Regions from separate parts of the Mus musculus genome. Here region 1 is linked to region 2. The links are chromatin loops, found by intact Hi-C in ENCODE. Cell type or tissue: left cerebral cortex. All regions are shown on one strand. Links, peaks and the distances in the headings refer to the core of each region. The heading gives the core; the rest is flanking DNA. Region 1 holds the start of Ddhd1 (DDHD domain containing 1). Region 2 holds the start of Fermt2 (fermitin family member 2).

Region 1 (5,344 bases), core at 1-5,000, 130 kb after region 2:
TCTGGGCAGTGCTCCTGACAGACTGCCACTTGCCAATCCTCATACAGCCACACTGCTGGGGTGGTCAGATCCAAACCCACATTGGATGCCTGAGCCTCAGAGGTGCAGCCTTCATTCCTTCAACTGCTCTGCAGTTTCACGCCTCTGTATCCTTGGATATGCTGGCCCCAACTGAGAGGAACCCCTTTCTCTAATCCCCGTGCTTCCTCTGACTCCTGCAGACTCAGTCTTACATCCACGGTGGCCTGTGCGTCCCTTTGGATGGGTGAAATACATACGGCACTGTGTTCCCTCACTACTGCTTACTGCATCACTTTCTAGCTGCGTGACCTTGGTCAAGTTCATTAATAACACTGAGGCTACATCCTTGTAGGATGAAAGTCAACATCAATTTGCTCCACAGTGAAAATTACTTTGTGAGCAGAGTAAGGTGTTAAACTTGTCAGTCTAGTGCAAGCACTCTAAGGCTAAGCTAAGGGAGAGACAGCTTTACTCTCCAGCCCCCCTTTCCAGGATGCTCTATGCTCTCACTCCCCTGCTCCCTTTGATATTTATTGTTTTTACTTTATGTGCACTGGTGTTTGGCCTGCATGTATGTCCGTGTGAGGGTGTCAGATCATGGTGTTACAGACAGATGTGAGCTGCCATGGGGAGTATGGGGGCTGGGATTTGAACCAGGGTCTTCTGGAAGAGCCCTCGGTGTTCTTACCTGCTGACCCATCTCTCCAGCCCCTCTGACCTTGCTTTCTGGGTCCACTAAGTTCTGTGTTTTTATCTGCAGGAAAGACCCATGGTGATGTGTGGATCATTTAAAAAGAAATGGGATGGGAAGCCTCTGAAAGACATGGGTTTCCAAACAATGTGCACAGAGGTACTGTGCTAGCACATACAACTACTAAGTCCGTCCTCAGTGAGTTTATAATCAAGAGGTGACCTAACAGAGTCCATATGAGTCTCATCTTTAAAAAACTAACAACCTTTATTGCCTTTATTGTCCTGAAGAGTAGCAAGAAATTTCCTGCTATGCTACCTATACCTGACTTGGAATGTGCTGAATCTGCCATCATAGTTACTTGCACCTAATGCATGCATGCTTTAGCATTATCAGAATCACTGATGCAATTCGGTACCAAGTCATCGAATACCTGCTTTATGAGTACAAAGATAAAGGTGGTGGACTCTGACCAGAAGCTACTAAATAAACCGAAAGGAAGCTAAGCCATCAATACACATAATTAATATAGATCAGAATAAATAATATAAGATGTATAGAGGGCCAAAAGATCAGGAAAAGACATTTGAGTAAGGGCACTGAAGCCCATAAAGTTAATACTGTATGGTACAAATTATTGATGGCCAATAACTTGTTACTACTACATATCATATATATTAATAACTGCTGCATGCCACGTCAGATTATGGATTACCCTTCCTCATTCTGATTTTAAACCTACCCGTGTTGCCTAAAGCATCGTTCAGACCTTTATGACAGTCCCATTTAACAGATGTGAAAACCGAGGTCGTGCAATTTTTCTAGGTTAAGAAGCAAAAGTAAAAATATGTAAAAAGGACCCAAGAGATATGAAAACATTCTATACAGAGGGTACGGACCCACTTCGCACTGCCACTTCCTGCAGTTCTTTCCTCTTGTGCCCAACACATCCACTGTGAATAACACATTGTAACTCTCCTTTCCCGTCAGGGCTTTTCTCTTCTCAGGTTTTAAGCTGAACTGTTGATTCTCATAAAAACACTCAAGCATTTCCACTCACTCCAGGACATGTTATTTAAATCACAGGAGCTTCAGGAGACACGAGACCGAATCAGATATCCAGGTGGACAAAGCCCCTGGTACGGTCAAGAAACTAAAGCTACTGGCTTGGGGATCCGTTCCTGGATACCCTCCAGGGGATGGCAGCAGCACTCTACTCACCCAGGAGGCACAATCCCCGGCGGAATCCTCCCCTCCTGACCCCGCTAGCAGCTTGGGCGCTGCCATCTGCTCTTTTACCCTTCACCTGCCGAGGCACCCCGCGCAACCTGCATCCTAACCCGAGGCAGGCATCGCGGGGGCAACCGAACCCCCAAACGCCGTCCAGCGCGCGCCGAGCCTGGCCCGCCCCTGGCCAGCCACTTACGGTTCCAGTACACCGGGTAGCACTCTCCTTGAGTGACATCCACCTCGTAGAGGCCGCCGCGCACGCACACCGGCTCGATGGTCACCAGCTCCTCCATCTCCGGCTCAGGCCCCGCCGCGCGCGGGCAGAAGCCGCAGGCGCTGTCCTCCTCGTCTTCCTCCCCGAAGCTGGAGCTTGGGCCACACACCCGGTCTCCATCGCGGCCCGCCGCCCGGGCCTGGGCGCCCGTGGTCTGCAGCAGGGTCCGGAAGGCGAGCTCGATGCGCAGAGAGTCGTAGCCGATGAAGGGCTTCCAGGTCTTCTTGTCTTCCTTGTAGAACCAGCGCACCTCCTCGGGGCCCAGCTCCGTCACCACCTCGTAGCGGTGCCGGGCGGCTGCGCCGCCGGGCCGGGCGCGCTTCCTGTCCCCGGGGCCCCCTCCCGCCGCCCCGCCGCCCCCCGAGTTCTGGGCGACGAGCGGCGGCGGAGGCGAAGAAGAGCTGCCGCCGCCCGCGCTCTCGCCCTCGCTGTAGTAGCGCAACGACGAGCCGGACTCGGCCGAGCTGAAGTCGTAGGTCTCGTCGCTGAGGCACGGGTCCAGAGCCAGGTGGCTCAGGTCGTCGGCGCCCGGTGCCAGGTGCAGCGGCTCGGCGCGCAGCAGCGACAGCGGCACGCTGTCGCCCGGCTGGTGCTCGAAGCAGCAGCCGCCGCCGCCGAACACGCCCGCCGCGTCCGAGCCCAGCTCCCAGGCACCGCCGCCGCGGCCGTTACGCTCGGGGCTCCGTGGGGCGCCGCGGCCCGGGTAGTTCATGCCGCCGGCGCTTCCGCCACACGCGCATCCGACGCCGCCGCCCTCTCGGCCCGGACTTTATAATCTTTCAAATCCCGAGCAGGGCAGCAGCTGCGGCCGAGGCGACTCCGCCTCCCCGCCGGCCCCCGGCCGCCGCAGCGCCGTTCCGGGGCCCGCCCCATTGTTACGCAGCCCTGCGTGGGCGGGGCCACAGGGGCCCCGCCCCCAGCCGCGCGCGCCTCCCCGGAAGGCCCGAGGACTCTGCTGGAGCTCCCGTTTGGCGCTAGGCTGTACGTAGTCTTCCGCGCCTGGAAGCGGGGGTCAGACGGGGTCGCGGCGGTCTCGGCATCCGTGGAGCCCCTGCCTCACGACTTTCGACGCAGTGGCTCCGCCCCCTCGCTTCCACGCCCCTGGATGCCAGCCGCAGTGAGGCTCTCGCCCACTCATCTTTACACTTTCGGGTCATGAGCCCCGTGGGTGATTCAGCTGTATGCCCAGAGGGGCCCTGGAAGTTGCTAGCTCACGTTCCTGGCTTTAGGCCTGCTTTCAGCATCCGAAAGACCTGCTCGGTCACCTGGTTTGGCCCTTTCCCAACCTTCAGCCCATTCATACAGAAGGCACCCCACCTCTACGCCTGCTGCTCACCTGGGCACGACCACTCCCACTTACAAAACTGGCGTCCTAGAGTCACTGTGCCAGTTCTTTAGATTGCTTGCCCTCTTGTCCTTATGCTTCCTGTTCTTTCTGTAGTGCAGTAAGGCCTTGGATGGAAACCAAGTCCCTATGTCTTAGTCTTTTCCCACAGTCTGTGCGCATTCGATGTACCTTGGTTATAACTAACTGGTCTTGCCAGCCTTGTGTGGTAGATTATTAGACTGAAAGAGGAAAAAAAAAAAAACAAAAACCTAGGTTCTAAACTCAGCTTTGCCACCTCCAGGCAAGTCACTTAATCTCCTTTATCTATTTGTCTTATTCCTTGCTATAAGTAGGAGATCGTTGCACCGGACGGTCTCTAGTAATTCTATGGCTTTTAAGCCTTCCCAAGTTTGGTTTGGTTTTTGTTTTTAGTATAACTCTGATTCTGTAACTCACTTCCTGGTTTCAGGGAGACACGGAGGCTCTGTTATGTTAGACTTCCAAGACAGAGTAAAGAGAAGACAGAGACCAGAGTCTGACCTCAACAGATGGACAGTTTATTTCAAACAAAGAAGGAAAGACACTCTCCGGAGGGAAATGGGTGTCTTAGAAGGGAGTAAACTAGCTGGGGCCCTTTATAGAGGCAAGTGGGTGGCTTGGAAATGAAATTCTTGCAGCCATAGAGCTATGTGTCGGTCTATGATGTACCTTTCCTGGAATTATCTGTTTTATTAAAAGGCAGTTCATTTTGGGGAACAGGCTGCCCCAGCAGAGATTATTTGGACTGTGGCTGACTGATGAGTTTGGTCAAGGTCAGCTGTAACTTCATAGAAATCCTGTTTTATAGCTGAGGCACTCTGTCACCTCAGACCATTCTCTTAAATTGAAAAAAAAATTCATTTTATAAACCCATCCTATCTTGAGAAAACAATCTCCAATCTTGCTCTTACTTCAAGAACAGACAGTCTTCACTGTTAATGTTTACTTTGTGGAAACAGGTCAGTAGGGCAAGTTGTCTTGCTCTCAGGATGTAACCTGTCAGAGAGCCTTCAAAGTCATTATTTCAATCAGGCTCATCTCTGTTGTGCCCTGTGCTTTTGGAGGGATCTGTTGGAAGGCCCTGCTTTCTATGGGCAGATGATACTGTTGCAATTCATGATAAATAGAGGAACATGGGTGGTATTTTCTACCATAACGACTGGATTGGCTGGATAATCTTGCTCAGTGAGCAGTCTGTCCACTTGTACATTACAGCCCCACTAACAAAGCATCTGCATTTCTGCATCCCAAATTCTTTCCCAATGTCTCTATTAATAGTATGCAGAGTAAGAAATTGAGTATGAACTTTGAACTGTGTTTTATTCATGGAGGCATTGATCCACACTGTTCTGATAGTTACCCATGTACAGACACTTCTGTATGCTTCCGATGCCAAAGAGAACCAGGATCCTCTAGCTTAGGAGATGCTATATTAAAGTGTAATTAAAAGTGGTAGATACAGTGTCAAGTCTCAAACCCTGGGACAAATGGCTACGGTGCCTATTAATATCAAAGCAGACCTGACCTCCAGGTTCTCCCAGCATCCCTTAGTCCCTGCCTGTTACAGGATATGGCTGGCATACCCTGTCTTCTACCCCAGAACTCTCCAGCCCAGGGGCCAGGCTGCCCTTACCCAGGTGCCTCTTCCCTGTATAATCCAGCCATTTTGTACTTTAGTACATTTGCCTCTTTTGTACTTTTGACCTCTTAGCTACAGCACCCAGTTCTTCTCTCTCCCCCACACAGCCCTGCTCAGTCTGGT
Region 2 (5,372 bases), core at 87-5,086:
TAAAACTCAAGAGGACTGGTGCCACCAAAGACAGGTACAGAATTCCCAGGTGCAAAGCCATTCCTGCCCCCACTGTTCTATGTAATTAACCAGCATCAGCATTGGTAAGATAGTTACTCAAAAATAACATCAATCCTGTCTACAAACAGCTCACCCCCAACAATTCTATTTATAATTGTGATTTCATAACAGTCAATCAGTGATGTAAATACAGTAGAAATCATTATTTATTCATTAAAGCTTGGTTTTGTTTTGTTTTGTTTTGTTTTGTTTTTTAGAATCCCAACTTGTCTAAGTCACCCTTGACAGATCTTTTATTGCACTGCTTAAAAAAAAAAATTACTCTGAAGAGCTGGCCATGAGGAAGACACCCGTTTAATCCCAGAACTCAAGAGACAGAGCAGGCAGATCTCTGTGAGTCTGGTCTACATAGCAAGTTCAAGGCCAGCCAGAGCTACAGAGTGAGACTCTTGCTTGAGATAACAAAACCAAAAACTAACTAAAATAAGGAAAAGCTATAATGTATTAATAAGGTCCACTTATCACGCATAAGACAATCTGATACAAATGACTGTTTCCTTGTCAAACAGGAACCATATGGGATAGTTTTCATCCTCAAGTGGAACTGTTCAAAAAAGGTTGGTAAATATTTTGCAAACAGTGATTTACTTGACTCAAAAAACAAACAAACAAACAAAAAACCAAACGTAAACTGACAGTTACTTGATTAAAGCAGCAAAACTGAATTCTTAAAGGGCCCCTTGGGGGCTCGTTCTTGGGCTATCTCTGGGAGTCAATCAATGGACAGTACTAAGAAGGGCCCCCTGCAATTAACTCCTCTTTAGTCCTCCAACAATAAAGTTCCCTCCAGGGGCATAAAGCAGAGTCACCTAATAAATGAATTCAGTCTAATTCCCAAATTATATCAAACTTCTATTTCATTTACGTTATATGGTAAATATGCAGTTCCCCCTCCCCTTTGGTAAGAAATACTTTTTCTGAGAAACGAATATTCATTACTTTTCCAGGATGGCCTGAGACATGAATGCTGATTAAAACCAACTAACCCTGCCACAAAAGACATCCCCACACAAAACACCTTATCACTTCATTATACAAAGCAGCAAGCATTTTACAGGCCAGAAAGCTGCTGCTCTGATAAACGCTCTCCGGATAAAATCACCCATCTTATCTAGTCTGGTCAATCTGCCAGGTGAAAAATGGTTTGCCTTATCACAAAATGTGGAGTGCAGTTTTCTCGAATATCCTGGGTGATAGCCCTTCCTTACAATCAAGTCCGAATCAATGCAGTATCTATGTGCACTCAAATACTGTCATCTTCAACTCAGTTTAGTGTCTGCTTTAAAAAAACAAAACACACACACACACACACAAAAAAAAAACAAAAAATAAAAAATAAGTTCTTTCGTTGGCTTCTTAATGCTCCTGATAGCTTACTTCCAACTCAGAATACAGATACCAAGTTTGTCAAGCACTGCCCCACCCCTCGCAAGAGCGGACGAGTGGAACATTTCAGGGCACTCCATCACGTAGTACAGCTACTGAAACTTCATACCGACCAACACCAGTGCACATTCTCCAGACCGGGCTGACTGTACACTCTCCCCAATAAACACCACCATCAACATCCAGGTTCCATGAGGATAAGAGGTGGGAACACCTACAGACCCGTAATACCACATTCACAACTTTCACCTGCATACTCTCTCTCCTCGTTACTTTCAACAAGTCGTCCCGGGAATCCGCAGTTAAGCATTTGGTAGGTTCGAATCACTCACTACCTTATGTAAAAATCAAAATAACAAGCAGGACGCAGAGGGGAGCACGTCTATGCGCCCTAACGTTAACAAATTTCGCATTTTAAGCGCAGCACACGCCAGGAGCTAGGATCTCCCAATTCTACCCCTCCCCCCGCCGTCTTCCCTCCCCACCCCCTCCTCTCATTCTGGGAAGTCTTTATTGGAGGCATCGGGGTGCTACTCACCGAGTTTTTCCACCAACTTCAGCATCACCCCTCCGATGTGCACCTCCCCGGTCACTCTCAGAGTGACATCACGGTTCAGGTCCGTGACATGGACGCTCAGTTCCCACGTCCCGTCCGCGTAGCAGCCATCTGGCATCCTTATCCCGTCCAGAGCCATGGCTCCCTTCCTGCGAGCGCGGAGGAAATGGCTCTCGTCAGCGTCACTCCCCCAAAGGAAGACAAACCCCACCGAGTCCGCGGCGCCGGCCGCTGCGAGGGAGAAGGCGGAGGAGCTGCGGCTACGCGCGCACAACCAAGGGCGCGAGCGCGGGCGACTCGGCACCCAGACCGTGGCCTCCGCCCGCCGCGCCCGCCTAGCGGACTTGGGCGCCTTCACCTGCCGCCGCCGCCGCTGCGCCCGGACCGCCCCGCGCCTCCCCACCCGGCCGGGGAGACCGCGCCGCGCCGGCGCGCGCTCCGCTCCTCCCGCGGCGTCCTCCCCGCGCCCCGTCCTCCGCTGCGCCCCTCACCGCGCTCCTCCCGCCGGGCTCCCGAGGCAACAGGCGAGGCTGGCGGCACCCGCGTCGCTGCTCGGGAGGAAAGCGAAGCCTCGCGCCGCTGCTAATGGAGTCCCGGCACCGCGGCCCCCGCCCCACCCCCTCTCCCCGCCCCGGCCCCCGCCCCGCAGCACCGCCCGCAGCCGGCCTCCGCCCCCTCCTCTCTGGCTCTTCTCTGACCGCGCTCCCGCGGGGGAGAGGAGGCGGCGCGCGCTCTGGTGGGGCCGGGGCGGTGCGCGCCTCGGGGGAGCGCTGCGGGGGGAGGCGGCGGCCGCAATCTCGGCCCTGCGGAGCGCTGCCCTTTTATGGAAATGAAGGACCAGGCGCAGGGATGGAATCCAACATCCGGGCTCTCGGCTGCGGAGCTGGGGTGGGGGGCGGGGGCTCGCGGGGCTGAGGCGGCGCCTGCAGCGGGGTCCCCGGGGTTCATGCGTGAGAAGCTGCCTCGGGAAGTTCCCAGGCCCCGGGACGTGTGCGGGGAACCCGGGCGCGAAGGCACCGCGCCGGGGAGCTAGGAAGAGAAGTTGGGATGCAGAAACTTTACGATGTCTGCCTTGAACATCCCACAAAAGTAGGAGAAAGGACACAGAGGGGCGGTGAGCCACAAAAGTTGCCTGGCAAGCAGGGTTCCGCACCAATCTGCGGCTCCTGCTGGACTCATGAGAGTCGGCGAGCATTATTAACCCCTGGAACCCAAGTGCCTGCCAGACGCAAAAGCTTGGCTCATGCGCTCCGGCTGGAAAAGGGGGACCTCCCCACCCCACCCCAGGAGGGCAGTGGTTTCCCCGAGACCCCTTCTCCACCCACGCCAACTGTTGGCGCGTACTTGGGACTTTTCCTCCGCAACTTAGAGGACTCAGTATTTTGAATGCACGCACATTCTCTTCCTTACCCTCCCACACACTTCCAAGACATTTAAGTAGTTTTGAACTGATGTTGAGCTGTTAAAGACTTTGACTAGTGACGAAGAAAGGTCCCCGAAGGCCCACTTCCACGTTCCCATTAACTATTACACTCTGTTGAAGGGAACTGTTCAGAATCAGCAAGCCAGGGGTTGCCTCTTCTAGCAATTTATTTAAGTCCAGGAGAGTCCGATAAGATACTGTAAAGGATCTTGGTTTTTAAAAAGTGTCTTGGACTTCGTGAACTGCCCTAGACACTTCAAAGGGGAGCCTACCGCGCAAATAACCCTTTGTTCATCAACACAACAGCAAAAGAAAAAAGCACAGCCTGCAGAAAGGGGTGGACACCCGTAAGGGAGTGAAAGCAGGAAAACTCGAGTCAAATGCCAGAGGTTTGGGAGTGGAAAAAAAAAAAAAAGGGAAACCACTCTGCTAACACTAGCCAGTCATCATGGAGAAACTGATGCACTTCTCCAAGCTTGCCTCTCTCCAGTTATTTCTACTCTGAGACGTTGTGGGTGGTTTACTTAGAAGCAATGTTGTTCAGGGTGGAAACAGTGTTGATGAAATTATGTTGTTGGAAAATACATAGGAGAATATTTTTAATAATGTAGAGAATTAGTTGCTTGGGTTAAAAAAAATCTGTACAGACCAGGCATAGTGGAGCATGTCTTTAATCCTAGCGCCCAGGAGGCAGAGGCAGGCAGGTCTTTCTGAGTTCAAGGCCAGCCTGTCCTACCTAGTTAGTTCCACGACAGCCTGGGCTATTAGAGAGACTCTGTCTCAAAAAGGCAAGCAAACAAAAATCTGTAGAAAACTGTACGTGCCTCTGTAAAATCAAGAACGCACTCATAGCCGGGCGTGGTGGCACCCGCCTTTAATCCCAGCACTCAGTAGGCAGAGGCAGGCGGATTTCAGAGTTCGAGGCCAGCCTGGTCTACAAAGTGAGTTCCAGGACAGCCAGGGCTATATAGAGAAACCCTGTCTTGAAAAAGAAAAAAAAAAAAAATTAAGAAAGAAAGAAAGAAAGAAAGAACACACCCATTTTTAAATATTTAGATTGAAAAAAGACTAGAAGGAAATTCCCCAAATGTTAGTTATTGGGTGATGTGGTCAAGAGAGGTTTTCTTTTGATTGGTTGGTTTTAGTCTTTCTTTTTCTAACTAACTCAAACCTGCCACATCCTGGACTTTTCTGGCACCACTAAGAATTGCATTCCCTGCCATAATCCGTCTCTGTGCGGTGGACAGACTGGCCACAGCAGCTACCAGATTCGTGAGCTGGATTGTCACTTTTTTCCCGTGTGTGTGTGTGTGTGTGTGTGTGTGTTAGCATCCCCAAAGTTAACTATACATTTATGTTATGTATACATTTACAAATAGGTTGGTACAAAAGCTATAGAAAATATACTGGTACCAATTAAAAACAAATATCAAAGAATCAGGGGTCTATCCCAATGGAGAAATCTCTTTATTAAAGAGATTTCATGAAAATTTACACGTCTGTTATTCACCTCATCTGTTTTTTCCCTCACCTTATCTCCAAAAGATCTGTGGCAATATAAAAGGAGGCATAAGCTAGGAGGTAGCAGGCGTTAAAAGTGGCTCAAAACAAGAAAACGATGTGTATGTGTTTGAGTCTTAGAAGGGTGGGGTAAATACTTGAAATGAAATGAGGAATGAGGCCCAGACTTATTCCTAATGACCTGCGCATGTGTTCCAGTAAGCCCAGAGTTTCTCTAACATGCCTTAGCACCAAAAATATCCGTTCTGAATATTCCTTTTCCTCAGACAAACTTGTTGAAGCCAAGTGTGGTGGTTCATAGCCTCTTAAGCCCCAGCTTCCACATTCTAGCTATTTCCAAGTGAGCTACTTTCTGAACAACCACTATAGCGTCTGCCACTCGGGCAACCGTGTTTCTTTAATCTA

The links. Hi-C counts contacts between places; a loop is a spot of excess contacts. Peaks named below come from ENCODE experiments on the same cell type or tissue, not always from the same donor. Only the 100,000 strongest peaks of a DNase experiment are listed, where the experiment ranks them.
Region 1: it touches region 2 in a loop (2.9-fold over the local background); 1 of 42 quality-filtered maps calls a loop at or near these places.

What each region holds. Positions count from the first base shown.
Region 1 is chr14:45,655,084-45,660,427 of GRCm38, forward strand. Ddhd1 (DDHD domain containing 1) reads right to left here and starts at 3,060. Exons shown (of 14, transcript NM_001042719.2): 1 at 2,139-3,060. The coding sequence starts at 2,928. It overlaps Mir5131 (microRNA 5131), which reads right to left and starts at 2,970; the gene lies at 2,878-2,970. In left cerebral cortex, for the core only: a CTCF peak has its summit at 3,016; DNase peaks (open chromatin) are centred at 45, 224, 763, 1,926 and 5 more places; H3K4me3 peaks cover 3,690 bases; H3K27ac peaks cover 3,441 bases.
Region 2 is chr14:45,527,420-45,532,791 of GRCm38, forward strand. It overlaps Fermt2 (fermitin family member 2), which reads right to left and starts at 2,646. Exons shown (of 15, transcript NM_146054.3): 1 at 2,515-2,646; 2 at 2,006-2,172. The coding sequence starts at 2,162. Gm46452 (a long non-coding RNA gene) reads left to right here and starts at 2,803. Exons shown (of 3, transcript XR_001781252.2): 1 at 2,803-3,137. In left cerebral cortex, for the core only: CTCF peaks have their summits at 2,351 and 2,551; DNase peaks (open chromatin) are centred at 1,688, 2,242, 2,808 and 3,103; H3K4me3 peaks cover 3,112 bases; H3K27ac peaks cover 2,272 bases.